2 separate regions of the Homo sapiens genome follow, and region 1 is linked to region 2. The links are chromatin loops, found by intact Hi-C in ENCODE. Cell type or tissue: endothelial cell of umbilical vein. All regions are shown on one strand. Each heading gives the region's core, and the rest is flanking DNA. Links, peaks and the distances in the headings are about the cores only.

Region 1 (15,919 bases), core at 4,377-12,376, 84 kb after region 2:
GAAAGAGAAACAGAAAGAAAGAAAAAAGAAAGAAAAGGAAGAAAGAGGACAAGTGGAAAACAAATAGTGAAAGATCAGAATGGCAGATTTAAACAAAACTGTACCAAAAATTACATTAAATGCTAATACAGAAAATACTCTAAAAAAAGGCAAATATTGTCAGACTATAATATGTATAAAAAAAGCGGGGCCCAACTATGTACTTTCAACAAAAGCACACTTTAAATGTAAAGGAAAATGGGTTGAAAGTAAAAGAAATAAATATATCATACAAGCAGTAAGAATAAGAAAGCTGTCAAATTTATAACAGACAAAGTAGGCTTCAAGACAATGAACATTATCAGAGTCAAAGTGAGATATTTCATAATGTTAATTCATCTAGAAGACAAAAGTCAATTCATCAGGAAGATAAAACAACCCTAAATATGTAGGCATCCAATAATAGAACTTCAGAATATGAGAAGATCAAACTGATAGAGATACAGGTAATTATTCAGTTTCATAGCTGTATGTTTCAACATATCTCTTTCAATAATTGGCAGAAAAATTAGACAGAAATAATATAGAAATATAGAAAACCTGAACAGCACTATTAACCAATTTGTTATAATTGACATTTGCAGAACATGCCTAAAGAACCCATAGAAACTGAAGCAATAAAAATGGAAAATAGAAGATATTTGCAACTAAATGATAATAAAACATGACATATCAAAATTTGACATACAGCCAAAGTACTGCTTAGAAATAAATTTAGTGATTTAACTGCCAGTGTTAGAAAAAAGTTTATAATCAATTATCTGAGTTTCTACCATAAAAAGTTAGAAAAAGAGAATCAAATTAATATCAAAGTAGTATGAGGAGAGGAATAATAAAGAGGAAATAATAAAATAAATAAACATATTAGAGAAAATTAATAAAGCCAAAAGTTGGTCCTTGGAAAAAATTAATAAAAATCAAGTAACCCTAACAAAACTAATCAAGGAAAAATAGAGCTACAATATGTGCCAATATCAGAAATAAAATAGTACATATCATTAACAATACAAACAATAAAATAAGAGAATATTCTGAAAACTGCAAATAAATTTGATAAATTATATTAACTAGACAAATTCCTTGAAAAACACAACTTAAAAAACCATTTCCAGAAGAAAAAGAACATTTCTATATCTACTTTAAAAGTTGAATTTGTTTTATAAAATATTTCCACGTGCATGGACAAAAATTACAGATCCACATAGTTTCATTGGTGAGCATCCTATCTAATATGCGGAAGAAATTATTACACTCATCGACGATTTTACAGAGTTATAACACTGAAGTTGTTCATGTGTCCCTGAAGTTGTTAGCATACAACCCTTCTTGACAAACTATTCTTAGTGTTCTGATGGATAAATTGGAGCCAAGGTTATTAGAATAATATGGAAATTAATCAAAGGAGCAAATAGTTTAAAATGATCAGTTTTAAAATTGGGAAGTACGTTTGACAAAACTCAACACCACTTTATAATAAAAAATTTTTAGGAAAATAGAAATGAAAAGGAACTCAATCAGATGAAGGAATTCTATAAAATATCCTCCAGGTACAATTATAATTAATGCTAACATATTGAATACTTTCACCTTAAGAATGAAACAAGAGAAAGCATGTCTTTCTTATCACCTCCATTTACCGTGATACTGGAGGTGCTATTAAATAAAATAAATCGAAAGAGAAAACAACAACAACAACAAAGATGGGAAAGTAGAAACAACACTAAATTTATTTTATTTTATTTTATTTTTATTTTTATTTTTTTGAGACAGAGTCTTGCTCTGACACCCAGGCTGGAGTGCAATGGCATGGTCTTGGCTCACTGCAACCTCTGCAGTGAGCCTCTCCTGGGTTCAAGTGATTCTCCTGCCTCTGCCCTGCAAGTAGCTGGGATTACAGGTGCCCACCACTGCGCCTGGCTAATTTTTGTATTTTTAGTAGAGATGGGGTTTCACCATGTTGGCCAGGCTGGTTTCAAACACCTGACCTCAGGTAATCCGCCCACCTCGGCCTCCCAAAGTGCTGGGATTACAGGTGTGAGCCACCACGCCCAGCCTAAATTTATTTTTACATGGTGTGGTGATGCACATAGAAAATCCTAACTAGTCTACACAAAACCCACTATATCTAATAGATGAATACAGAGAAAAGTATTAAGATACAAAGCTAATATTTAAAAAGCAATTGTTTTTTCTTATGCTGATAAAGTAGATAGTTCATAAAACTATGCTTCTTTCAGAACTGTATTTTCTTGCTTTGAAAGTTTATCCCTCTTTTTTTCTAGTCGCCAGAAATAAAAACACTGTTATGGTAATACAACAAAAAATCAAAATGCAATTAGGACAATAACAGCTATAATTTTTGGTATCTATCACATATAATAACAATTGGAAATAACTATATGGCGTTGACTTTAAAAAGTGATTTATAAGAATTAAGTTACAAACAACTCTATTGGTAGGTGCTACTATTATTATCTCTATTATCCTCTTTTTGTTGGTTTGTTGTACAGAAAGTGGAACTCATGCAAAGAGAGGGTAAGTAGGTTAGCTAAATTCACATAGCTAGAAATTGCTATAGCGATATTTGTATCTGATTGGTTTGATCCCAGAGTCTACAGATGTAACCACCTCTCTATACTGTGTCTCCTGTGTGATGATGGAGTATCCCATGTATTTCATTTCTTTAAATGACTACCAGGATGCATACATTTCATGAAATTCCAGTAACCTATAGCTAATATAGAGTTACAGGCTGAAAATCTTATTCAAAAGAAGTTGGTCATCTTTTCTTTCAGTTTCCTTATATCTGACCCTCTGGTTAAAAACAAAATAAAACTCTTTATTCAAGAGAAAGAAATTATGGACTATTGCAATGCACTATTTCAAAGCTTTCTCTTTCTCTCTCTTCTTCCCATGGTAACAGTAAGAATCACACTAGCATTTTCATTTTAAATAGGACTGTTCTCTGAAGAAAATAAGCAGAAAAGTAAATGGAAACAGTACAGATACATCAGCTCAGATAAATCCCTGCAAAAGCTATAATTAGGCTAAGCTGATGTATGTGTTAATGAGAAGTGGCTCAGATGATTCAGAGTATGGAGCCTGGAATTAATAAAAAAAAACATTATCTGGAACAAGGATATGACTTTCACAAAGAATATGGGAGGGAGCAGTACTATATTTACAATAGACACCTTATCTGTTCAGCATGTATGAGAATTTAGGCCATTAACAGGTAAATGTTAGGTCCACATTATGGTAGGTCCACAGTATGGATTTGCTGAATAAGTGCATGAATAGTAAGTAGGTAAATGAAGCTTACTTGCATTGTTACCAGTCATTTTTATTGTTGCTGTCATAGCTAGTTTTAGTTCTTTTTAGCTAAAAAAATTACTGAAACATTGTAAAATTTTATCTATTAAAAAGTGGTAAAATATGATTTCAACTGAGAGAGTTCAGAGTCATCATTGCACTACACTTGCTATGCTAACAAAAATCAAAATAATGAGAAATACATTGAGCAGAAGATCTGTAAAATCTTTACACTGAAAATTACAAAACAAATCCAAATACATAGAGAGATATACTTTGTTTATACATCAACAGACTCAACAGATTAAATTATATGTTGTTTAATAACTTTTGACATAGGTTTCAATGTATTTCAATGAGAAAGTATTTTCAACAATTATTCCTGCAGGAACAATTGGAAATCAATTTTGAAAAAAGTAACCTTGATACATTTCCCAAACCAGATACAAAAATATACCTCAGATTGCAAATCTAAAACTAAAAGCTTAAGTACAAAGTTGTTAGAAGATAACAAAGAATAATATCTTTACACGTTTGGGGTAGACAACTAACCATAAGCAAAAAAAAGATTAAAAAATTATTAAAATAAAAAACTTCTGTTCTTCAAAAACATCATCAAAAAAATAGGCCGGACACAGTGGCTCACGCTTGTAATCCCAGTACTTTGGGAAGCCAAGGCAGGTGGATCACTTGAGGCCAGGAGCTCAAGACCCACCTGGCCAACATGGTAAAACCCCATCTCTACTAAAAATTCAAAAATTAACCAGGCATGTTGGTGCATGCTTGTAATCCCAGCTACTCATAGGAGGCTGAGATATGATAATCACTTGAACCCAGGAGGTGGAGGTTGCAGTGAGCCGAGATTGTGCCACTGCACTCCAGCCTGGGTGATAGAGTGAGACTGTCTCAAAAAGCAAAGGAAAAGAGAAGAAACAAAACAGCTAATGTACAACTTGAGGGCTATAGTTTATTGTATTGTACTTGGAATTTTGGCTAAAAGAGTACATTTTAAGCGCTCTTGCCACGCACACAAAGGGTAACTAGGTAAGATTATTGATACGTTAATTTGTTTGACTATAGTAACCATTTCACTACATATATATATAGCAAAACATCACGTTATTCACATTAAAATATATGCAATAATAAAATAAAAAGACAATTCACAGACAAAAGGAAAATATTTGCAACAGATATTTGATAAAGGACTCTAGGAAATTTCAAGAACTCCAGAAATAAATAACAACAAAAAAATTAAATTTAAAAAATGGACAAAATACTTGGACAGACAGTAAACAAAAGAGAATAGATGGAAGGTCAATAAACACAAGAAAAGATGTTCAACATTGTTAGTCATCAGAAAGAAATGCAAAGTTAAACCCTAGAGAGATACTACTGCATACTCACTAGACTAGCTAACATCAACTGCACCAAATGTTGGGGAAGATGAGGAGCTACTGGACCTTTCCATATATTGATGATGGGATATATATTTATAGTTTATAATATCACAGTGACTCTCAGAAACTCTAACAGTTTCTGAAAATCCTGTGAGATAGCAATTCTGCCTTTAGGTAGTTGCTTAAAATAAAAGAAAATATTGGTTTGCAAGATTGTTCGCTGAAGATTTATTCACAAATAGCAAATTATTGAAAATAATACAAATGTCCATTAGTAGTAGAATGGACACATAATCATGTTATATTTATGTAATGGAATGCTTACTACTCATCGACACATTCAACAGCCTGGATAAATATCACAAACGTTATGCCGAATGAAAAAAGCGCAAAGGAGTGCATACTCTGCGGTTGAATTTCTGTAAAGGTCAAAAACAGATAAAACTAATTCATAGGAATAGAAATCACAATAGTGTTTGCTTGGTTCTAGGGCAAATTTTGACTGGGGTAATTGCTAAGATTCATCAAACTGTACAATTCAGATCTGTGCATTTTACTGAATGTAATTATACCACAATTAAAAGGAAACTGGAAACTGTTGCAAAGCAGGTGTTTTCAACATTTACTAGTGCTGGTGTAAACTAGTAAAACTTATTTGACATATTGCTGTAATTACTAGGAATTTTAAAGAACATCCACATTTTATATCCCAGTAGTTCCACTCAATAAATACATGCTAAAAAGATAAATTCTCAACTTGGAGAGGGATCTTTTTGTACAAGATTGCTTTAATTCTTGTTATTTGTAATAAAAATTAAAAACATGTTTTCAATTACAAGAGAATTTTAAAATAAACTATAATATATTAATTTAATCTTGTAGATAAGTCCATTAAATTATTTTAAAGACTATATAAAAACATGAAAGCATACTTATAACATTATGTTAAATAGAGGAAAAAGTTGTTGGGCAAAAGAATTGTATATACCAATAGTCTATAGAGTATACAATAACTTTCAAGAAATACATAGGCACATACCTAGTTTTAAAAGAATGAAATTCTAGACCTTTGACTCTCATCTACACTCTTTTGTAATACTAATTTGGCCTGAGAATTTCTGGTTTGAAGCAGGGTCTCCTTTTCTAACTTTGCAAAGGAAAAGCCCAACCCTCTCCTTTCCTGAATCTTACGATGTGAATTGTTCTAGGCTGTATAAATGGCTGAGACTCCCTAACAAGAGAATAATTGACAATATTGACATTGGTATTGGGAAAGGAACTGACCTTAATAAAATAGCAGTCCCTTTCCAAGGGCATTTAACTTCTGCAAGTCGGTTTCGAATTCTTTGCTTAAAAAAAAAAAAATAGAAAGAGGATGCACTTGAGTGGTTAGTAGATAGATCATAAAAAATAATTTTTGTGTCTTGGCTGGAAGCCATCATTCTCAGCCAGCTAACAGGAACAAAAATCCAAACACCGCATGTTCTCACTCATAGGTGAGAGTTGAACAATGAGAACACAGGGAGGGGAACATCACACACTGGGGCCTGTCGGGGGGTGGGGGACAAGGAGAAGGATAGCATTAGGAGAAATACCTAATGTAGATGACGGGTTGATAGGTGCAGCAAACCACCGTGGCACATGTATACCTATGTAACAAACCTACACATTCTGCACATGTATCCCAGAACTTAAAGTATAATAAAAAAATAAAATAATTTTTGTTGATGCATCACTATGTGATTTGTGACACAGAGCTTCATAAAGAGTTCAAAAAATTGTGGCATTATGTAAACATGGTTTCTCAGCACTCACATCTATTCAAAAAATGAAAAAGAATTGATGATGAATTTTGTTTCATTCTGTCAATAAATAATCATCATCAATGGATGCAGAATTTAAAAGGCAAAGATCTATTTACGTCATTAAGAAAAGCATCACCAATAAAGTTTTACTCCTAATGCTTAATCATTTTTCATTAAACTTTTAATGTGTTATGATCCTTTGGACAATTATATACAAAGAAAAATTAAAATCACACATCATTAAAAACTTTTTACAAAATGCAACCTTATGGTCACAGGAAATGAAAACAATTTAAGTTTTAATGTATATGGACCTTTTAGTTGCAGAGAATAATCTACTGATCAATAAAAGAAATAATAACACAAATATGTTATATTAAAATATATTTGTAGGAATATGTAAAACATCTGTAGAAATGACTGGAATGAGAATATGAATAGAAAGAGAAAAATAAAAGATGTAAAACTTTAAATTCATTAAGGGAATTTTTAAATGGATGATATTAGGCATCAAATCATTATTCTATTGGATTCATTTTGAAAATTGTGTAGCAATTTAATTTTAAACTATTAATATTTACAATGTGCCATAAAGTGCACCTTAGCAATGATTTAAAAATATGACATAAATTTTATATGCCAACCTAAAAATTTGCAGTCACTTACAGAGTTTTGCAAACTTTGGGACTATAGAAGCAAAAATAATATTTAAGCAACTGTTATATATTTTTAAATTTTTATTGTTTTTAAACTTCTAAAACAAATAAACAAAAAAGTATGGTCTTCAAAAGACTAGAAGAATTACTCCAAAATGAAAATGGTTATATTTGGTCACTGGGAATAAACATTTTCTCTCTTCCACTAATTTACTTATTGGTTATATATTTTTCTTGATGAATTTATTAGCTTGAATCATCCTTATAATAATAGCAAAGGTTATGACATTTAGAAATAATTATGTATAAATTTAAACTCAATGACCTGTGAGTAAATGTCCTAGATGTCTTCTTAGGGGCAAAGTTCAGAAGTTTTAGTACTTCCATCTTGTAATAATCATTTCAGCAGTATCGCATAGTTTTTGTTTATTAAAAGATTCTTGGCAGCCATACAAATGACTGGGTTTGCCAGAAGACTGTTGTTTATCAATTAGAATGTTTTTGCATCTGCCACATTTTTCCTTTTTATCTGACATTTTAAATCTAAAAACCCACTGGGTGTTTACAGAGATTTAGGATCTGTCTTGCTCCTACCTCAGCATCCTTCATAAAGCTCTAATACTTTTAACCTCTTACCAAAACAGAGTGACTCACAACTATTAGTGGTCAGGTTAGTCAGAAACTAGATTTAAATTGCTTCCCTGTTTTTCCCCCACCCACAGGGTGAAAGACAATGAATCAGGAAGACTGAGGAGACTATTAACAAGTGAATGAAAGGAAATCTTTACCTAATAGGATATCCAGTCCTAAAAATTGTAGATTTGAGAATTAAACACCTAGCACATTTGAATCAGGAAGAAAGACTAGGCAACTTTGATGGAATTTTCAAATAGGTTAAGAGGCCAGTAGCTCTGTGCTCTAAGCCTAGAGGCAAGCAGAAAAGAACAAGAGTCTTGGGATAAATGGGAAATAAAATGCCAAGGCAGAAAAAAATGAATAACAAACATTTAAAGAGCATTATATTTCACATGTCTTCGATAATATGAAGGACAAAACACTTGTCCTGCCTGGTAAAATAGGGTCTGAAAGATTGTTCCTTCAAATTAAAGGCAAAAATTAAATAAAATAAACCACAAAGGAAGAGCAGTGAAGGAAATAATTTTTCCCTCAATGTCCTTACAAAGTAAGGGAGAGACAGGATAGTCCAGTGAAGGAATATGAAACCAAGTCATTTTAGAGTAAAATGGCACTTTAACTTCATATTGTTATTCCAAAACTCAGTTCCATACTCTCATATTTACAGCCTGAAGTGCTAAGTATGCCAAGGTGCTATATATTTGAGTTGGTTTCTGTTTTCAGACACAAAGAAAGCCTGGTAAAAACTGCTTTCTTATTTCTAGAAAAAGAAAACAAAGGATAACTATTTTGTAAAAACAAACAAAAAATAACAGTTTGGCTTTGACACATAGAATTAAAGAATAATTATTTAATCTCTCTATGTCTAGAGGGAATATTAGTCCATCCAGTTGACTCATCTTCATCTTTCTAGCTTCCAATCAGGTCTGCAATTTAAAGGGTGACAGGAGCATGATACTCTTAAATATCATCTACATTAATGTGAACCACATTTTCACTCCTCTCCCAGTCAAACTATTTATTACAAAGCAGCAGAAAAAGAGAATGGTGTGTCCTCCACAAATGATTGATTTCATAAGCAGTTGTGTCACTCTTGACAGTCACTTTGCTTCATATTCCCCTGCAGATGACCCTGATCATAAAAAAGAATATTCATACTCAAGGCCATTGGAATGAGAACATAAAGGGCTTCCTAAAAAATGGTAAATGGTTTTGAGAACATTATCCAAACATTATTTCCCAAACCCCTAGATGCAAGACTCAAAAGAGAGGTTCATAAAATTATTTATTGCTAGATTTTTCCAAGTGTAGACTTGTGATACCTCCTCTCACTGAGGTTCAAATATAGTGATGTCTGCTTTCTAGATGCTGCAGCTTTCTGAAAGGGAAAACTTGTCATAACATACCTAGAAGACTCTCCATCTGAAGTTGTCACATTATACTCTTGCTGTATCTTGCTTAACCTGATAGAATCAAAATACAATATTCATCATCAACATGTAAAGTTCTGTCCCTCTGAAGGTTTCCTATGTCTCACTAATACACTATGATCCAGGCTCTGCAAATAGATGAAAAGTCATTACCTGATCCAAGTCTTTGGAGGTCTGTCTTCAAGTCCTGGGAGCTTCAGGTGCATTCCAGATCCTTCCAGAGGCAACTGTCAGTGGAACATGCTCTGTTTTAAACAGCTCAAAAGATGGCGCAACTAGAAATTTCTCAACTGGAAGCAGATTAATCATGGTTTCAAATATAACAGATGCTACTAAGGTAAACTTGTTAGGTGAGTTCTTAGCCAGTGATGAAAAAGAATGTGATTGAGACTAAAATTCTCACTCCTGCCAAGCCAATCCTCATGTTCCATGCCTCAAGGGTCAGATGAATTGGAAGATTCTCAGCAGAATCTGAGACTCTCTACTTAGAAAATAATTTCCACCAAGGGTGGATGAAATGACCCCAGTCATACGAGCATCTCTGTAAAATGCCACATCCTCCTGCCTCATCCAGCTGCATCACTTCTAATGCTACCACATTGTCAATTATTGCTTTGGCTTTTCTGAATTTCTTTTACCTTGGTATGTAAATTGGGCATTAGAATTGGTAGGAAATAGTATATCCAATTCTTTCAAGATCTCTAGCTAGCTAAAGGCAAATAAACAAAAACAAAACTGGCTTTTTTTTTCTACTCTCCAACCAATCTCTTTCTTGCCATGTAAGCTGTCTTGTGTCTGCACTCCATGAAAGTTTGAAATCAGATAATCTGGAATTCCAGAACTGCATAGAGCTCTATTTTCAGTAGTGGGCATTTATATTATCGAAAATTACAAGGGTAATTACAAGTCCAGTTTGGGTAAATTAAAACAACCAAATTTCTAAAATGATCTCAAAACTAATATTTTCCATGCTTCAAAGTAATCTGAAGAGGAAGAGTATTCCTGAATTATTTCCTGAATTTTCATCATTGGTTCAGACATGTCTATATACACGCAGAGCATAGGAAAGAATTGCAAACACACTTGTATCAGAACGTGCATTTTAGTCAGGTAGGACTTAGTGGCATGAGGTTAGTTTAAATACCTTCAAGTTTCTTTGGATTGTGTCAGTTACTAATTAGGTTCCATTAGAGTCAGTTTGATTGGAAATTGTAGTTGGAATTGGCTTTGCTTCCATTACTATAATAGTTTCAACCACTTAATTATTTACAGATTTACTTGATTTATGAGAAACGTTTTATATTCTTATATTTTTAATGTATAATTCCACTTAAAATGTAGTACATTCTACTGGCATGCCAATTTGAGTCTCTGAAATAAAACATAGCAACTGGAAAGATAGTTCATGTTTTGGCAATATACAAACTGCTGGAATCTAGTCTATGCTAGCAAATACAAACATTTCTATACTAGAAAACACAGATATTCTTGGGGAAAAAAGAAAAGAAACGATGGAATTTTCAATTATTACATAGTTGATCTTGAACTATTTTGCCAAACATTTTCTGCAATGCATTCCTACCCACAGGAAATCCAAATCATTGTAGTTTGGGGCACTTTTACACTGAATGGGTTATTCATCCATATAAGGACCCTTTACTGCTTTGTTTATTCTTTTATAAATTTTATTTAATTTATTTTGACCTTTGTCCCTGATCCCTACTTTCATTCAATCTCTAGTTTATCCTAAAGAGTGACCATATCACTGTAAAGTATATAGCATATATGAGATTTTCATATATTATTTTATTATAAATCTCATTGTTTCCTACTTTTCTTACTGTACATTATGCCTGTGAACTGGATTGTCTCCATAATTTGTGGGGCCCAGTGCCAAATTTTAAATATGGGACTTCTTATGAATAATAATTTAAAGATGATGACAACAAAGTGTCTAAGTGTGAGGGCCTTCTAACCACACCTTCTAATCCTCTAGAGTTGCATATTTCACACATCTATAAAGCAGGCCTGGCTTGTGAGAATCCAACATGTTGCATTAAGCATATGTTGTTTGTTACTTCTTACTGTAAAACCTCCACCTTTAAACTGTCCTATTCCCCAATGACCGATAATTTCATTCCCTTAAATTCTGCACCATTAAATATGTCAGCATTTATATGCCCCACGATGGAATAGTGTGCATGCCATACATCTAGGAATGAGAATTTTTTGGTCATAGGTCATATGGTTGATCAATTTTACTATATATTTCCGGATTATTCCAGAAATAGGCTATGCACTTCCATCAACAGTGCTGAGTATTCATTTCCCACTCAGTTTGCTAGTCTATTTCTGTCAATCTGTCATTTCTCTTTTCTTTTTCGTTTTTTTTTTTTTTTTTTTTTAACGTAGTTTTGCTCTGTGGCCCAGGCTGGAGTGCAGTGGTGCGATCTCAGCTCACTGCAACCTCTGCCTCCGGGACTCAAGTGACTCTTCTGCCTCAGCCTCCCAAGTAGCTGGGACTACAGGTGTGCACCACCATGCCCGGCTAATTTTTCTGTTTGGTAGAGACAGGGTTTCACTATGTTGGCCAGGCTGGTCTCAAACTCCTAACCTCAAGTGATCCACCTGCCTTGGCCTCCCAAAGTTCTGGGATTACAGGCATGAGCCACCACGCCTAGCCATTTCTCTTTTCATTTATGATTTAATTCATTGAACAGAAATCCATCTCTGTTTACACACATACTTGTATAGTAATATTTATGATTTTAGGGTCTTTAAAAAATTATTTCTCCAATCCCAGGACACAAAATAAAGGGGCTTTCCCTTCTCCTGTCTTGGTAGTGGCTTTAGGGCCCTGCAGAAGGGTAGGGCCCATCTTCTCTTTCACTCCCTCTCCTTGCCTTATCATGCGGAAGTAGGTGTTTTTCCATGAAACACTTCATCTCCTACTTCCATCAAGGCTTCTAACACCCCCAAGGTATGTGGGCGGATCAAGAGAAAGAACCTTGCCCTCTAACTGACTCATGCTGCCCATACTGCATGGCCAGGATGTTTACCCAGCTGCTTGTATTCCAGGTGTTAGGGAGGTCTTATAGAGAATGCATCTTTTAGAATGGAGCTGAGCTGAGTCTGTAATCTACACACATTTTAAAATTTGTGCCTTTAGGTCTGAACCAGGAATTTATTGTTTTCTTAAGGAGATTAAATTCCTTGGTATTTGCATAACAACTACTCTTGTTTTGGTTAATTACTTTGGAGTACCATCCCCTGAGGTTTGCATTTTTTGTGAGACTGTTGGTAGGGACCTAGGCTATCTGTATCTGAGGTTTAAAATCTCGAATTTAGGGTATGTGATTCTTCAATGGTGTGCAATGAGGACCTTTTGTAAGTGCACCTATGTATGTGGACCTGGTATTTTGAATGGCTGGAGTATATTAGAGCTTATGAGTCAGAGGGAAACAAGGCCCACAGACAAGACAAACATCAAAACTTACTCCCTTTGCTAATGACTGTAGCAATTCATTAAGGCGTGTGGATTTTCCTAGGAAGGGGGTGGTAAATTGGAAAACAACTGAGGAAGGTATTACAGTATGTTTTTACCCTAAGATGTCCTCATTTGTAAAATGTACCATTGTATTACATACTCCTAGACAAGAAAAGCAATGTCAGTTATATTTTTAAGACATCATCAATTTTAAGGAGCATTCTGAGTAGAGATACAAAAATGTAAAACAAAAATGCACTTTGAAATCAATGAAAGGTAGTTTATTCTAATCCAAGGACTGTTAACTCTTCGTAATGATTTATTTTATGATTCAGATGAGTTAAAACACTCACATGCTTTGGCTTTTGATAAAGTGAAATTACCTAGGATTTTGCAAGGCCCAAAGATCTCTTCTTCAAATTTTGTAGGGGCTTTAAGAGGCCACAGCTACTGGGAAAAGGGTCTTGAGACAGGTTATCTGTTAACTCTAATTGTTACCCAAACTTTGCACAGTAGGTGTATAATCTCCATTTTACAGGTATGGAAACTGAAATTCATAGAAATTATAACATGCTTAGAGAACCTGCAGATGAAGTCTAAATAATATAATGTATAGCCCTTCATTGAGACCTTTAATTCATAGAGCACCAAATGCCTGGTTGCCGTACTATGTAGATACTTGATATTTTGTTGTAGGTCTCATAGTCCAAATGGCTACCTGTACATGTTTTGGAATGTAGAAATTATATTCCCATTATTGTATAATAAGAAATACAATTTATAACTTAGTCCAAATAAAGTTTCTAAGTCAATATTATTCGTTCATGTTATTATCCAATAAGCTACATGTGTAAACAGGGTATAAATCTGTTCCTCCTATAAAATGGAAGGAGGCAAAATAAAATTCCTCCTCCTCTCAAAATATTTTCTCCACAGACTGGTTGTCTATAATGCCTGTCTTTAAGAATTCATATTTTAAAAGAAAAAATATCTAGGAAAATAGAAGAATTAATACATATGTTCAAGAGATAATTCTTTGGATAAATACTAACAATTATAACAGAAAAAGTAATATACAAGATTCAGACTAAGAAAAGGAATTTAATTCTTTGTGCAGAGATAATTTGAAAACAAATTTAAGAGAATGCTTTAAGACAGTGTGTTAGCATTTTTCAAAGTGCCTAACTTAGAAAAATATTTGTACAAAAGAATGAATTAAACAGCAACATATTCTTGAACAAAAAAGTTTAAAAAAACTACTTTGTGCTCTTAGAGATTCTTAATGCATATCAGCTTTACAAACGCTCTGGATGAAATGGAAGGCTTTATTGGGAAATAATAAATGATCAACATTAACTCCAGAGGTCATAAAAAAAACCTGAAGAAATCATTGAGTTTAAAAGACAATAAAACATCTCTTCATGAAAAATTCATGCTTAAAGGGGTTATAGATTATAGTTCTATCAAGTCATCAAGGAATAGACAATTCTTATGCTATCTAATCTATTACAGGGGGATTTAAAAATGAAATTTTCTAATGCACCTGACAGGCTAGAATAATCCTGATATTAAAAAATTTAGAAGGTTAGAAACAACTACAGACCATGCTTACTTATAAATTGTGATGCATTATTGCTAAGTATTAGCAAATATAATCCACCAAGTAGGGCTCATTCTAGCTGTGCAAAGGTAGAATAATATAATGAAATCTTCCAATATAAAATGCGTTTTAATGCCAAGACTTTAGAACACAATAAAGGTTGGTTAAGATTTGTGGGTAGGCCGGGTGTGGTGGCTCATGCCTATAGTCCCAGCACTTTGGAAGGCCAAAATGGGAGAACTGCTTGAGTCCACGTGTTCAAGATTAGCCTGGGCAATATAGCAAGACCTCCATTTCTACCAAAAAAAAAAAAGATACAAAAAAAGAAAGTTATCTAGGCTTGGAGTGGTGGTGCATGGCATGGTGGTGCATGTCTGTAACCTCAGCTATTCAAGAGGCTAAAGTGGGAGGATTGCATAAACCCAGGAGTTGGAGGCTATAGTGAACTATGATGGTGCCACTGCATTACAGGATAAGTAATAGAGTGAGGTCTGTCTCTGGCTTTTTTTTTAATTTGGGGAATTAATAACTAAAAATTAGAGTATTAGCATTCAAACCGTGGCTACAATGAAGTATGGAATACTCTTAAACAAATTCCAAGTCCCTGAAACGCCATGTGATACTTTTTCTGTTATCTATGTATTATTTATTTATTTGCAAAGCAAAATACTAGCATAGTCCTGAATATTTGTCTTCCTTAACAGCAGCCATGGAGGTGATGCCACCAGCCATGACTGGTGTTGCTAATTTTCCCCCATTTTCCTCCTCCTCTTTTCCTTCTGTTTCTCCTCTTTTTTCTTCTAACTCTTCTTTTTCCTCCTCCTCTTCTTCTTCTCTCCAACTCCTCTTCTTCCTCTTATTCCTTCTTCTTAATTTTTTTTACTATGGTAAAATACACACAACATAAAATAAATCATTTTAACCCCCTTTAAGTGTACACTTAATGTGTCATTAAGTACATTCATGTGGCTGTGCAAACCATTCCTGATGATTTATTGATGTCCCATTCTGGAACCCCTAAACTCAGGCTGGGGCTAGCATAATCATTGCCAATATGCTTGAAAAGTGGAGAGTTGCAGACCTCTGAAATGCAGCTTGGTCTTGCTGGGCAAACCCTTCTGGGAGCTGATCCAGTACAGCTCAGCCATCACCTCCATGGACTCCTGCTATGCCGGAGCTCTCCTGCCACCACTGTCCCAGCTGCATAGTCATTACTGTGTAAGTGAAATAAGACTTGAGCGACTCTTTTCTTATAACCAGTTGAATAATTCTCCATTTCCTTAAAAATATTTTTCTTTCTGAATAGAAAGTGCTCCCCCATCAATCCTGCATCTTTACACTAGCAGTCCTGAAGCTTTTCCTAAGTGTTCAACTGCCTGTTGAGGCATTGCACATTTTCAAACACATTGCTGTTTATTGATACAATTGTACAGCCTTTTCTGGATCTACATTTTCTATGAGCTTTCCAGCTTGCTCCACCACTTCTGAGGTTGCTGGGTCAGGGGTGCTGTTTTCTCGATACATCACGCAGACTGGTTGTTTCTGCATCTCCTT
Region 2 (15,919 bases), core at 2,765-10,764:
GAAGCAACTTTGGAACCGGGTAACAGGCAGGGGTTGGAATAGTTTGGAGGGCTCAGAAGACAGGAAAATGTGGGAAATTTTGGAACTTCCTAGAGACTTGTTGAATGGCTTTGATCAAAAGGCTAATAGTGATATGGACAATGAAATCCAGGCTGAGGTGGTCTCAGATGGAGATGAGGAACTTGTTGGAAACTGGACTCTTGCTATGTTTTAGCAAAGAAACTGGCGGCAGAATGTTTTCTGTTTGAGTTACAGGTTAGAGGGCTTTCAAGATAGTGCTGTTCTACCCCAGTGTTGGACTGAGTTACTGAGTTTTATTAAAACTATTCTTTCAGGTTTTGAAAACTACACCGTTTAGTGTGGGGCTGTGCTATGGAAGCAATCTGAAAGTCAGAGTCAATGCTTTTGTGAGAACCAGTCTATAATAATGACCAAAACTGTTGTACTGAGTCAAGCTTATGTTCCACTCCTTCTCTTAATATGAGTTATCTCATAAGATACCCCGAGGTCTTCAGGCAAATGGTCTTCAGAGTGTTTGGATTACTTGCCCTCCCAGTTTGTCAGACATGCCTGCATGTGCTCTTAGACTCTAATTGGTATCTTAGCTACATCAATCAACATGTAATTGTTCTTCATATACTATACTCCAGTGTTGAAATATTACAAACCATTCCATATCAAAGTAAGCAAACAACCTTATCTCTGACTCTGGGCATTAGCCTACGAATTGCTTAAAGACCTACCATCTTACAGTTTTAAGGTTCTTTTTTCAAAGTCCAGCTAGTAGCCAATAATTTCTACCCTAGTCTGTGTATCCAGTAATTAACATAGGATGAGGAGTCAGACCAATAGCTCCACTACTTTCTATATATGTGACTTTGGGCAACTTTTCTACCTTTGCTGAGCCTGCATCCTCATTTGCAAAATGGTAACAGTATGGTACCTCCCTCTTAAGGTTGCTGTGAGAGTTAAGTGTGGTATGAATGCAGGACCTGGTGCAGAATAAGCATCCATCACACCTCAGCAATTTTACTTCCTGCAGGTTGTAATGGTTATGCTACTGGACAGTTGCTTCTCCACCATGGCCTCTTGCTGTTCTGCCTTGAAGTTTATAAGATAAACCAGAGTTTCTCCATCAACTCATGAAACTACAAAACATCTGCTGTAGAGCAGCAATAATATTTCCCCCAGACTGATTCAAGTGTGAATCCTGGCTCCTTCCCTTTCTGAGCCAATGATCTTGGTCAGGCCACTTAACCTCTCCGAGCCTCAGTTAATCTAACGTGAAAATAAGGTGCTGTGAGGATCAATGCGTAAATCTACGCCACATGGAACAAGCATATAGCAGGGGCTTAAAGAATTGTAATGCCTTTCCCCTTTTCTTTTCCTTCTTAAAGGAATTTGTCGTACGAACACAGTTATGGTAGCTTAAATTTTCTTTCTTTTTTTTTTCTTTCTTTCTTTCTTTCTTTTTTAAGAAACAGTTTCATTGTGTCATCCAATCTGGAGTGCAATGGCACCATCATGGCTCACTGCAGCCTCAACCTCCTGGGCTCAAGCAATCCTCCCACCTCAGCCACCTAAGTATCTGGGACCACAGGCACATGCCACCATGCCCAGCTAATTTTTGTATTTTCTGTAAAAACAGTTTTACCATGTTGCCCAGGCTGGCCTCAAACTCCTGAGCTCAAGCAATCCTCCTGCGCTAGCCTCCCAAAGTGTTGGGATTATAGGTGTGAGCCACTGTGCCCAGCCTAAATTTTCCATGTTATTTCTAAACCAGAATTAATTAAATCACAGTCTGTTAGGGCTGAAGTCATAGATTTCAGAAATCATTTAATTCAATATCCTCATTTATTTATTTTAAAATTATATAATTAAAAATTATAAAATACATGTTTGTGGTAAAACTTCAAACACTATAAAATACATACAATAATATGGACAAAATACTTTTCTCCCTGAAATTAATTTCTGTTAACAGTTTGATGTGAATGCTTCAAGAGATTGTTATGTGCATAGATATACACAAAATTTTATATACAGACAGATAAACATATATAACTATATAAATAGATTATTAAAATATGTCTATATTTACATATTTATATACAGTTCTGAAATATTGTCATCCAAAATCCTTTTCCTTTCAATATTTTAAATATGGCTTATTTAACTACTGCATAAAGCTACCTTATATGAATGTATCACTATATGATGATGTGTCAATCATAGCCCTTAGTTGGCTTGCAATGTTTAGCTATTAAAAGCAATACTGTAGCAAGTAATCCTTGTATGAAACTGTTTTTTTTAATAGACTAGATGTATAGAGGTAGAACACTAGGTGAAAGGTCATGCACAGTCTACATTTTGACAGCTACTGCAAAATTGACCCTTAAAAGATTGAACCAATGTAACATAATAGGGCATGAACATGGCTGTTTCTCCTGCTTTTTTTCATCAATTCTTTTTAATTTTCACAAGTATTTTTAACTTTGCCAATATGATAGGATCAAAATGATATCTCATTGTAGTTTTAGTTTGTATTTTTCTGAGTTATAATGAGACTGAAATTTTTTTATGTATTTTGGCTATTTAATTTTTAGTTAGGAATTGCTTTTTCAAATTGTTAACCTGTTTTCCATTTATTTTTAATTTTTTTAATGATTTGCTTGGGCTTTTTCTTTATTATGAATATTGATCTTCAGTTATAAATGTTACAGATTTTTTTTCTTTTTCCATTTTTTAAAAGTTTACATGTTTTGCCTTTATTTAGTTATTATTTCATCAAAGAGAAGTGGTAAAATGTTATAGAGTTAAGTCTTTTGGGGTTTTCAATTTTAGCTTCCATGTTTTCTCTTTTTCTTAGGCAAGTCTTCTTTACCCTAAGGCTGTAAAATATATTCTTTATATTTTCTCAATATTTTAACTTCTTTCTTCATTTGAAATTCGAGACCATTTGAGATTTATTTTTCTGTATGGGTTGGCATTAAGTCTGAATTATTCTTTTTCTAACCAGTTATTTAATTTTACCTGTATTTGTCTTTTCTGATTCTGCTGCTATGAATGCTGCTTTACTACCTGATCTTACATTATAGAAATCTGAAGCCCCAGAGAGATTATGTGATTTTTCTAGAGGGATGCTTTACAACTGGGGGAAGTCTGCCCTGCCAAGGAATATTTGGCAATGTATGGAGAAATGTCTGGTTGTAATTACTAGGAGAGTGCTGCTGGCATTTAGTGGTAGAAGCCAAGGATGTTGCTAAACATCCTAAAATGCACAAGACAGGCCCCCCACAAGAAATTATCTGTCCTAAAATGTCAATCGTGCTGAGGTTGAGAAATCTTGGAATCATCACAGTATATAAATACTGGTCATAAAAAAATTTACTTAATAAAGGTATTTAAACATGTTTTTAAGGTATTTAAAATTATTAGCCTTTAGTATCTGTTGATAAATCTTCCAAAAGTTGTTTGCATATAAGCTTGCCATTGTGAGTTAGTAGATGTCCATTTTCCAGGTGAGAAAAAGATGTGAGCTTTTCTCATTGTCTCAGGAGCAATGATACTTCATTTCTATGAGATGCTCCCTGTTCTTCATGACACTGAAATTTTTCATTCTCACCAACTCTAGAACAGACATTGAATCCTTTGGATAGCAACGGCATATCATAATTGTGTGTTCTTTTCAAAGCACTGGTTTTAGTCATGCCAAGTGGAAACAAATTTTCAACCATGACTTTACCTTTCATATTAAAAAAAAAAATCAGACACAGAATCATCAGAAACACCAAATTAATGGTAATGATTTCAGGTCCTACTCCAGACCCACGGAAGCAAAGATTCCAGGTTTGGGGCCTAGGACTTTGTATTTTCATGAGGTGAACCAAATGATTCTGAGGGTGAGCTGAGTTTGGGAGCCAGTGCTGTGCCACACTCACAGGCAGGCTACCTGCAGGAAGAGAAGCTCTAATCCCCATGCTACAAATTCTCCCAGCTTGGCTTCTTTCTCCAGAGAGGAATTTGGTCTCAGAAACTGAAAGATTCATGTCTGCAGTAGGATAGTGAAGAAATTAAAAATAAAAATAAGAAAGTGAAAGAAGACTAGTTTTTTTAGGGTTAAAGATTTTCCTATATTCACCACATCAAAAATGTAGTAAAATGGTGACTCATACTAACCATGACCTCTTTGAGGTTTTAAAATGTGTAAGGAGAAACTACAGGGATTGAAGACAAAACCATGCCAGTTACTCGTTTCTGTGACAGCTAATGATAGTTTATGTTGGTTCAGTTTTCTTTGATCTCAAAGTGGATTTAAATATTAATTAAGCATCGTAAAACCAGCTTGCATTTAACAAATATAGCAAAGCCTAGAGAATAGGATCACATGGATTTGGTCTGCAGAATTCCAATTGGAAAATGCTGTGAATCACCTAATGCTGCACATAGATGCATTTTGCTTCACTTTTAATCCCAAAAATTGGATATTATATTATCAAATTGCAAAACATCAGTGGCCACATATTCACTAACTTGCTAGAACTTTCAAGTAAAACTTCCTTTGCTATCTTATACAAGATAATTGAAGTTGTTTAAAATGTTTGTTTAAAAACAACTATGACTTCAACTACTTATCTGTGCAGATTCTATCATATCATATAGCCAAATAAAACAAAGCACTACTGTGTAAGTCTAGGCAGATATAACCAAAGTTCTGTTATTTGTAATACCATTTCTAATTTTGGGGATCACTGAAGTAGTGTCACCCTTATCACTGTACTTCATGATATGTGAAGGTCATAAATTTGAATTGTATATGATAAATATATACTACTGCTACTCATTTACTTTATATGTGTTGAAGCCTCTACAACATTTTTTGTTTGAAAAGATTTGCTTCTAAATATGTCCCTGGATAAGTTGGTTTCTATAATCCTTCTCTCCTCTGACATTATATCTAGATCCTTTTAAAAAATTAGAAAATATCTACTTGTATTTTCAGCCTTTGCGAATTTGAAGTAGGAAGTAGAGAAATGGCTGGGAATTATTTTAGTCCTGGAGCACTTAGAGGGGAGTCAGGCTTGTGCGGCTTCCAAATTTAGGGTTTAGGATCAGCCAGCAAGCAGCACAAAGCACCACAAACCTTTACGGAGGAAGAGGGGAACTATATGATGGGAGAACCACCCAGACACTGAAGTGGCAGGCATTGCGGTTTCCCTGGCTGGTGTGGGGCAGAAGGGCAAGGTTGTGCAACTCTGCTTTTGTCCTGCTCTGATTTTTAAAGTTATTACATCACAGGACTATGTGGTGTTGAGGCTGACAAACCCCTGGCAGATCAGATGAGTAAACTCAGACCAAGAAAAGGGAAACAACTTGCCCAAATGTTTAAGATCAGCTTCAGCATGATGGAGGCTAAGGCAAGCAAGGGGCAGAAGGAAATGAAGAGATGAGAGAGAGCAAGTCGGGTAAGAAGAGGCCCTTTCAAGCACCTCATAGCATTCAGGAGACATCCCAGCCCTTTAAAAGAAGTAAATGGTAAGTGTCTCTGTATTCAGAGATTGCCTCTCCTTAACACATTCTGGCTTTTGGATTGAGGCCTTGGGAGTCTCAGCTCCATTTCCAGAACGTATCAGCATGTTGCCTACCTTTAACTGTCGCTAATGTTGACATATATCATTCCCAAAAGCTTTCCCCCAAAGGTTCCTGACCTAGAGTGTTTATTTGATTGTCTGTGATGTCTGGCATATCTTTCCAACAGAGGAAATAGAGCCTATTCTTAATCACATTAATACATACCAAACAAAATAAATCAAAACGCACAACAAAAAAATCCAGAAACTTTATAGACAATTTAAAAAAACAATGCCCTTAAAGATATAGAAGAAAATTGTTTCCCCCTTTCCCATCCCTTCAAACCTGTAATATACCTAAGGAAAGATGGGACAATCAAGGATCAGAAAAGACTCCAGTTGTCATTGGATTTCTTTAAAACTTTTTTCCCAGGGCCACTAGAGGGCCAGGCACAAAGATGTGCAGACTTGGTTTGGGGCCTGGGAATCCCAGACGAAGCCTTAAAGCCACAGGGTCACCTAGCAGGGAGTCTCACTTACAAGATACAGTAGAGTTCCCCTTCCTGTGTCTGAGTGTTCTCATTGTTCAATTTCCACCTATGAGTGAGAACATGCAGTGTTTGGTTTTTTGTCCTTGCGATAGTTTGCTACCAACATGGCACATGTATACATATGTAACAAACCTGCACGTTGTGCACCTGTACCCTAGAACTTAAAGCATAATTTAAAAAAATCCAATAAACAGTCCTCTGGAAAAAATAAAGTTTCTCATCTACAGAAAAAAAAAATAGAGAAGGGTGGAGTTCAACAGACCTGGGTTCAAATTCCAGCTCTGCCTGTCACCAGCTGTGGGCCCTTGGACACATTTCTGTTTTCAGATTGCTCACTCATAAACGACTAATAACAGCATCTTCCTCACAGCACTGTTGTAAAGCCTAAGTAAAATATAGGTGTGAGTTGCACAGCATGGCACCTGGCGTACAGAAGCTACTTAAGATGTTGTTGCTATTTATTGTTATTATTAGGATGAATATCAGTTTGTAGGCTTGAGATAGAAAAAATTAGAAGTGAAGCTGATTACTTAGAAATCTTCTATCTCATTTTTCAGTTAAAATATTAATATAAAAGAAGGCTGCAACAGGCAATCTCAACAGTAGACCATGCTCTGTAGTAATTACACTTTACTGGGCTGGGTTTAGCTCCAGCTGAACTAGTACTCAGCTACTGTGGATGCCATGGGCTTTGCCACATCAATACTTAGCAAGTGAGTAATTTGGATGTTCTCTATGTAGCAATTTGTGTAGACAGCCAAAGCAGAAATGTACTTTAAGGCTATACAGATTGAATCTCTGTATTGATTAAATCATCAGATCTATTGTTGGTTGGCTATGTACCACGAGAATTTTGAAATAGGCAGGCCTAAAAGACTTTCTACATTTTGCCATAATGAGGTTTGTCCATCCACAAAACCTATCTGACACCCCAAAACACTGATACTACTAGTGTTTTTGTTTTTATTTTACTGTGTTTTTAAATTTGTTTTAGGCAGGGTCTTGCTCTGTTGCACAGGCTGGAGCAGTGGTGTGATCACAGCTCACTACAGCCTCAATCTCTCACATTCATGTGATCCTTCCACTTCAGCCTCCCAAGTATCTAGGACTGCAGGTGCATGAAACCATGCCTGGCTAATTTTTGTGTTTTTTGCAGAGACAGGTTTTGCCATGTTGCTCCTTGAGCCCAGGAGGCTGGCCTCAAACTTCTGGTCTAGAGCGATCTGCCTGCCTTGGCCTTCCACAGTGCTGCGATTACAGGTGTGAGCCACTGTGCCTGGCCCTGACAGTGTTTTCCATCTAACTGTTCTAGGGAAAAAAAAAAAAATCTCACTTATTTTTTCCGCTTTAAGAAGTTACTCCATTTCCATGCATCTCTTTCTTCCCTCTTTCTCCAGTAGATTGTTAGGTCAAGAGGAAGGCAAAAAGGCAAGCAGATTATCTTGCTTAACACATGAATACAAAATAAAAGGTTTTCTTTCTTTCCCCAAAAAAAGTTTACCACTTATTTCCTTCTTTAATATTTACTCAAATTTGCGATTAATTCCCTTTAAAATTATTCTTATTTATAGATAAATTTGTATAACTCCCTCATGGGAAATTTGGCAATGTGTGTAAAAAATTTAAATACTCCTAACTCATAAATTTATTTTTAGGAGCCATCTGTGGTGAACCAAAATATTTATAAGAAAATAGTGAAAAATTGGAAGTGGCATAAATAGTCATGTGAGTGAACTGGTTATAGAAATTATAATTCGTGTTTACAACAAAATATTCAGTCATTACAAAAATATTATAGAGGTATATTATAGGTAGTACAAAAGTGTTCATAATATGTTTTAACAGAGAAAACGAAGGCTGCTAAATAATACTTATTGAATACTTTTCCAATTATAAATGGACATGAACAGAAATGGGACCAGAGAGAAATCTATCAAAATATTAACCAAGTAGGTTTCTCTGGGTGAAAAGGAAATTATAATTTTTGTTAGTTTCTATTTTCTAAAATGGCTATAATAAACACATCTTATTTTTATAATTAGACAAAATACAGTAAGTTTTTATTTAATTTAAGAAAGTATTGCCAAGTCTATTTTCATCTAAGAGAACAATAGTTCAATTTAGGAGTGGAAAGAGCCACGGGCATGACCTACCTAAATGCAGAGTCCATTTGTTGAAGGACGGCTGATTCTGGAATGGCTTTTCCTCAGGTCGGATGCTATATTATAAAGGAAAGCCAAAGTAGTGGAGGAAACAGGACATTGACCATGCAGAGCTTTCCCTATAATCAGCCATCACCTTAGCAACCAGCTTCGCTGCCTCAGGCCTAAATTCTTCTGTAGCTGCTTTAATTTATGGATACCATTTTCCCTGTCTGCCTAGTGGGAATTCATTAGGCAGTGTCCCGATGTGTAGGTGTACATCACTGGGGCTGTGGAAGGTTTTAGCTGATAGATGAACATGATATTATGTGACCTTGAATAACATAATATGCCAATCAGTCTCTGTTATTAGTTTCTTCTTGCTGCCATAACAAATTTCCACAAACTCAGTGGCTTAAAAAGCACATAAATTTATTCTCTTACCTTCTGGAGGTCATAATTCTAAGATCAAGGTGTTGGTAGGGCTATATTCCTCTGGAGACCAGAGAAGAACCCACTTCCTTGACTTTTTTACTTCTAGCTACTAGAGACTGCCTCCATTCCTTGGCTCCTAGCACATCACTCCAACCTTGGGTCCATTGTAACATCTCCTTTTTCTAACTTTGGCCTACTTGCCTCTCTCCTATAAGGGCCCTTGTGATTACACTGGGCCTAACCAGATGACCCAGCATGATCTCCTTACTTCAAGATCCCAACTTAATCACATATGCAAAGTTCCTTTTGCCATATAAGGTAACATATTCACAGGCTCCTGAGATTAGAATATGGACATCATTGGGGGCCATTATTCATCCTATCTTATTACAGTCTCCCTATCAAGTTTCCTTCAGTCTTCTGAGCACATCAAGGAGGAAGTCTAGCTTTTGCTTATGGCATTGTTTCTAGCACTTGCTAATCTCCCTTTCAAACAAAGAGCATGCATTTAACAAAAAGAAGGCAGATATTAAACTCAGGTGCACTGGCTAGGCATGGCATCTATCTACTTTATTATCAGTCATCTACTTTTTATTATGTTATGGTTACCTTCAAGTTTTGGCAAATGATATTTTATTTTTTTCTCATTTACACTATAGCTGCATAAAATTTCTTTTAAAAAGTGAAATAGTGAATTAATTTTGAGACTTTTAAGCAAACAATATTATTGGTAGCATGCAGATTTTGCAAACATTGTGAATGAAGAATGTGAATGACTAGCGTTTGGGAAATATTGCCATAGGAGAATACTGCCCTATTAAGATTAGGGAAGAGTCATGTTGTTTGGGGATGACTATGATCCCTCCCTTAGCTCTGTATGAGGCCTCTCTTGAGGAATGTGATGCTATTTTCTTTCTGCTTCTTTTGACAGTTGATTCTTTACAGGGATAGAGGGTGAGCCAGCAAGACAGGGAGAGGTACTATCCCTTTTATTCATGAAGAATGAAAATTGACAATGGCAAATCTCTGGGACATTATGTATTGGTCATTGGCTATATGCAAATCTCCTTCCAAGATTTGCTGAGAGGAAAAGGCAAGTCCCTGCATTACAGGTGTGAGCCCCTTTCTGGTAGAGGACTACAAGTCAGGGCAGTTAAAGGTAGAAAAGGGATGGGTTCATAGGAAAAGGAACAATACAGTGCTGTGGAGTTTAGACAGAGAGGTGATCCTTTTAGTTGGAAGCAGGGGATGGAATAGAGTGAGAATAGGGAGGATCAGGAAACTCTTCATGGTGAAGACAGTTTTTCTTCAGAAACTTTGCCAAGAATTTTCTCAAGAAGCATTTAGGGTGGGGGCCTCATTATCACCAACACTTTAGGTTTTTTTCCTGATGGTATTTTCAGTATTAGGAAGTTTTCCTGAGTACCAACTACTTGCCAGACACTACGCTTGGGACTCCATACATGCTACTATATGATTAATGCTACAACTGCTAAAGCAATGAGGCTGGTTTTCTTACTTCCATTTTTCAGAAGTGCAAGCTGAGTCTTACTTGCCTGAGATCATATAGCCTGTAAGTAGCAGACGTTTTCTTCAAGTGCTGTCTGGTTGCAATGTTGATAAGCTTGCCCTGCAATAAACTGATTTCAGCAGCTTTGGTCTGAAGTGATTCTCCCAGTCTGGAACTAATTGAACTAATCGAACTAATCGAGCTCCGTGTCAATATGTCCAACTTCAGCTAGAACTTACCCAGTCTCACTCAGCAGCTTTTTCCTAGGGCTTTATCCAGAGCTGTCCAACAGACAGCGCTGATGGAAATACTTCATATGTGTGCAGTAACCACTAGTTACATGTGGTATCAAGCACATAAAATGTGACTAAGACTGAGGACTAAATTTATTTTATTTGATTTGAATTAATTAGAATTTAAATTAATATAGCCACATGTGGCTAGTGGCTACTGTATTGGACAGAACAGTATGTAGCTAGACTCATTCATATTAAAGTTAAAATCATCCAAGCAGTAACAGTGATCCAGGAGGCAGAGTGGACATGGCTCAGGCTGTACTGAGTCACATTAACTTTGCTCTAGAAGACAACTTTACAAAGGAACTAAAAGGGACAGGATTAAAGATGACTGAATACTGGGCTCCAGAAATTTGTAACCATCAGCTTAGCAGATCATATATTCTTCAGTGGAGCTGAAAATTGAGAAGTCTGCTCTTCACAGTGATTTGGAACTTTCCAATCCCAGAGAAAAGTTGACCAAGGAACTGCCCAAGACTGAGTCCATATGGAAGAACTTCATCTTCTCTAGGAAGAAAGTGGCAAGGTTTCATAAAATAAATGAATGGATTCACAGAATCAGCAATAAAATTACTTTATTACATATAAAATGTTATAATGGTAGGAAATCCCCAAAAGCCAATACAGGCTACTCGGTCATCTTTGAATAAGTTAGATGTGGGAAAGTGGGAGAACTGCAGTTAATTCATCACCTTTGTCTTTGGCAGTGCTGGTCATGAAGTTTTATATCCTACAATAATATCCTGGCACAAACTGCTGTGGCTGTTTGAGGATAGGTAACATCCAGAGCACCATCAAACCTCAGAGACTGGATTTTTTAAGTGGCAAAAAGATAGCCAGCCTTAGCTGTGGGAGTAGTATACACATTGTCCTTGCAATAGAAGAAGAAGTCTTTACTTGGGGGCCATAACGTGTATAGCCAGCTGGGATCTGGGACAACTAATCATGGTTTCTCTACGAATTTGTCAAACAAGTCATTGAAGTTGCCTATGGGTCTCACCATTCTTTGGCGCTAATATCTGATGGAGAGGTATTTGCCTGGGGTTATAGTAACTCTAGGCATGTAAGATATGGATCAACAGTTAATCAGCCAATCGCTCAGGGAGTCACTGGCTGCTTACGGAATAAAAAGGCTGTGAACACAGCATGTGGGCAGGTGTGCTCCATGGTGGCGGTAGACACTGGGGAGGCTACTTGAACCTACAGACATACATTAGTATTAACAGATGAAGGCCAAGTATATGCTTGGGGTGCCAATTATGGGCAGTTGGGCACTGGCAATAAAAGCAACCATTCCTATCCTACCTTTGTCATTGTGGAAAAGGACAGGATTATAGAGATTGCAGTCTGTCACTCTTCCCACACATCTGCTGCCAAGACCCAGGGTGGGTGTGTGTACATGTGGGGCCAGGGCCAGTTGATGATATTCCCTCACCTCACCCACGTCTGCACTGATGACACATTTATCTGCTTTGCTGCTCCTGCCATCCATGGCGCCTCCTCTCTGTGGAACCTGATGACCACCCTCGCAGTGGCCGAGTTACTGAAGAGGGAATTTGACAACCTGGACACTGCAGTCTTGAAATTTGTGGTCAGTGGAAAGTATATTTATGCACATAAAGTCCTCAAAATTTGATGTATGTGAGCATGTTCATTCATTGCTGGAAGGTAATGAGGATGTTATTGTAGAAATGAGTGAATTTTCATACTCTGTTTACTGGGCCTTCCTGGAATACCTGTACACAAACAGCATCAGTCTTTCTCCTGAGGAGGCAGTAGGATTGCAAGATTTGGCTACATTTTATAAAGAAAATCATTTGAAAAAAGCTCTGCCAACAATCAAGCAAGGCATCCGTGAGCAGAGTGCAGTCCCTCTGCTCTCGGCTGTTGTGAAGTATGACGCCTGGGATTTGGAAGAAGTCTGCTTCAGGTTTTGCATAAACCATCTGACTATAGTAACAAATTTCAGGCTTTGCATAAACGGACTATGATCTCCTGAAGAACTTTATCAGAAAAGAAAGCAGAGTTAAAGCCTTTAAAAATGGATCCCATCTTCAGAAAAGGAGTTTCTGAACCTTTCTATTTCTCCTGCAAAAGCCAGAAATAATCATTTCTCTTGAATTGATACTATGTTTGAAGAGTTACATTTGGCTGAGTACTTGCGTCTGTCAAAAGAAGGATGGTGGCGAGTAATTTTCATCTTACTAAATCCAGAGTTTATGTAGAAAGCATTGAATACTCTGATCAGATGTGACTAAGGCCAAGGAAAAAAAATGAAATACGTTCTTTACCATTTCCTCTTTTGAGTCACTTAAGTTGGTACCTTTTGTACCCTGGTCTCAGTATATGCTATTCTGGCCCAAACATTCTGTTATTCAGCGATACCACATAGACAGCCTGATAAGGAGTGCTGTTCCTACCACATTGTCAGTACCCAGCATGGTGCCTTGCATATAATAGGCACTCAATTTATTATAAATCTTCAGTACGCCCGGATAATAGCTTTAGTTGTGGAGTACTCGATGAAGTACTTGCACAAAATAAATCTAAAATACTCTGTAATTACTGAAGTTCTTATTCTTCTGGTACATGATTCTGAGAAATAGTGGCTAATTTAGAGCATTAATTACAATTCGCCAAAAGGCCTTGGCTATTAAATTGCCCAAGATCCAAGGGCTAATTTTGATTTTCTATTTACTCTGAGTCATTAATTTCTCACATGGGATTATTGAGTATGAAGTATTATTTTTGAATGAAATCCCTGTATTGATGTGCCTCACATAATGACATAAGGTCCTTTACTTTGCTCTGTGTTGAGGGACTTGCCTCTGTAAGTGAAAAAGACTATGTATTTTTCTTGTAGTTGGCTTTCATGTCACTACAAAATAGGTCTTTTAATCTGGCAGTAGTATAATTATAAAGTACTATCTGAAAAGGAACTAATACTTACATTTCATGGGCACCATTAATAAGAATGAGATAAATTTATACTATTTATTTATTTATTTAGAGAGAGTCTCGCTCTGTCACCCAGACTGGAGTGCAGCAGTGCAATCTTGGCTCACTGCAACCTTTGCCTCCCAGGTTCAAGCAGTTCTCCTGCTGTAGCCTCCTAAGTATCTGGGATTACAGGCATGCACCACCATGCCTGGCTAATTTTTTGTATCTTTAGTAGAGGTGGGGTTTCATCATGTTGGCCAGGGTGGTCTTGAACTCCTGACCTCAAATGATCCACCTGCCTTGGCCTCCTAAAGTGCTGGAATTACAGGCATGAGAATTTATACATTTTAGATCAAAACAAGTCACTCAATTGCAAAAGAGAAACTGGAATGGAACATAGTGTCAGATTCTTCTAATATGTATCTCACAATATAATATTATGTAAATAAAACTCCTTTGGAATTAGGAATCTTGTTCTGATACTGAACTATTTGATAATAAGGTGCTTATTTGAAGATAACAGAAAAAAATCATCTAATCAGATTATTTTGTTTTATGTTGGAAGACAATGAGGCCCAGAAAATGTGACTTGCTCAAGGTAAAACAAAATAAACCTCCAAAAATCAAATGAACTAAACAGATATAGATGCTTGCTTTTAGAAATTAAGATACCTGACTTCCAATCACAAGTTTTCCCATTCTGGAAAGGGAAGAAAACACGTGGAGTAAGCTGAGAAATATGGTTACCAGCCTATGGTGAGATGGTGGATGATCTCCAAAGGTCACTCAGGAAGGATGTGGTTACCATTAAGCCTGGCCACATGTGAATCGCAGCTGATAAAAATATTGCATCTTCTTTGGGGAGTACTTTCATTTTTTAGCACAGCTAATGCTAAGATTTTTTTTAAAAAAACTCAGAATAAAATATAAGAAACAAGAATATACTGAAATAAAAAGAATACGGTATGAAATAAAAAGAAAAAAGGTCAAAAAGGTGGCTTTCATATGTAATATTTTACATACACCTATCCAGAAATATATGCATAGATATGTACAATTTAATACATATATTAATATACATACATAGAAAGATACATACATTTAGGTGAAACAAACAATATCCTGGAAAAACATACCAAAATTGATGCAGTGAGACAAACTTCATTTGTAATGTTTAATTTCCAGACCCTGGTAGTAAATATAGATGTTCAGTGTAGTGTATTTTATATGGTTTTGCAGGTCTGCAATTGTTCATAATAAAAATGCAAGAGTTTGATGGATAAAGAAAGATGGACAAGATAAAGAAAAACTGAAAGAAAACTAAAAATGATTAAACACACTGGAGACTGTAAAGCACAGAATTGCATAGAAGTACGTTAGTGATCCTGAGAAAGACTTGATTACCAAGCCCACAGGTCAGAGAAAAAGACAAAGAAATAAAAATACTCTTTGACAGAGAAGATGGTAGACATTGAAAAAACATATAGGTAACAGATTATTGACTAGATTAAAACAAAGGACGAAAAGGAATTGATGTCAATATTCGAAGGCATGATAGAAGAAAACTTGGGTTGAAGAAACATGTAAGTGCAGATTGAAAGAGTTCGCTGCAAAATTGAAATCAAAGGGGATACCTTTGCAAAAATATGCTTGCTAAGTTCATTTCATTACAGAGATGAAAACCAAACCATAATAATATAAAACAAGTATATAAGCAGAAAGTTAATTATTTTCTAAAAATCCACAACGGGTTACCTACAAATAGATAAAAACAAAGGTGACTTTACACACTTCTGTTGTAATGCTAAACTCTGGAAGAAAATAGAGAAATGTCTACAGAATTTTGTGGTAGAAAGATGTTTTAACCTTTTGTGTTAAGGCAACAAAAAACATTCTCAGACACTCAAGGGTGCAAACAATATTTAAAACATATTTCTTCGTGAAAAAAATTACTTGAAACATATCAAATGGCTAGCAGGTATATCAAAAAAGTGGAAAACAAAGTTAAAATTAGATACATATAAATAACTATGGAAATACACATATGTATTATGCCAATGCCAAAAAATACACTTGAAGCTATTGAGTATCACACTATACTTACGATATTTGCATTTTATAATTATTAAAATATACGTGTAACTTTGTAATATGAATACGTATTTCATTATAACATTAAACATTCTCAGGTTCCATGTACACCTGAGACAAGTCTTGTGGAGTATGTGGTCAGTAATTTTCCCTTGGCTTCACCCCAATACTGATTTGTTTGCTTCTGTTTTGAATGTTCAGAACTCCCTGAACCACACACTGTTGAAGTCATACTTTCATAGACTGTAGGACCAGGTTTTCATTACCTAGAGTTTCCTTGGGAATCTTCTCTTTGAGGTAGGGGTAGAGTGGCAGGATGTGGAAGGTATTTTTAAGTGCTTATTTTGTTTTTAATTTTTAATTTTTGTGGGGGTATATAGTGGGT

Evidence for each region. Peaks named below come from ENCODE experiments on the same cell type or tissue, not always from the same donor. Only the 100,000 strongest peaks of a DNase experiment are listed, where the experiment ranks them.
Region 1: it touches region 2 in a loop (2.7-fold over the local background); 16 of 110 quality-filtered maps call a loop at or near these places.

The regions. Positions count from the first base shown.
Region 1 is chr10:88,699,833-88,715,751 of GRCh38, reverse strand. LIPK (lipase family member K) reads right to left here and starts at 9,503. Exons shown (of 10, transcript NM_001080518.2): 1 at 9,432-9,503. It also overlaps the pseudogene NAPGP1. RefSeq lists an enhancer at 12,074-12,923. In endothelial cell of umbilical vein, for the core only: no CTCF peak of the experiment used is centred there; DNase peaks (open chromatin) are centred at 7,811 and 12,291; H3K27ac peaks cover 235 bases.
Region 2 is chr10:88,782,225-88,798,143 of GRCh38, reverse strand. It overlaps the pseudogene RCBTB2P1. Among named protein-coding and RNA genes, the nearest start is that of LIPM, 13 kb to the left of the region's middle. In endothelial cell of umbilical vein, for the core only: a CTCF peak has its summit at 6,024 (motif pointing right); no DNase peak of the experiment used is centred there.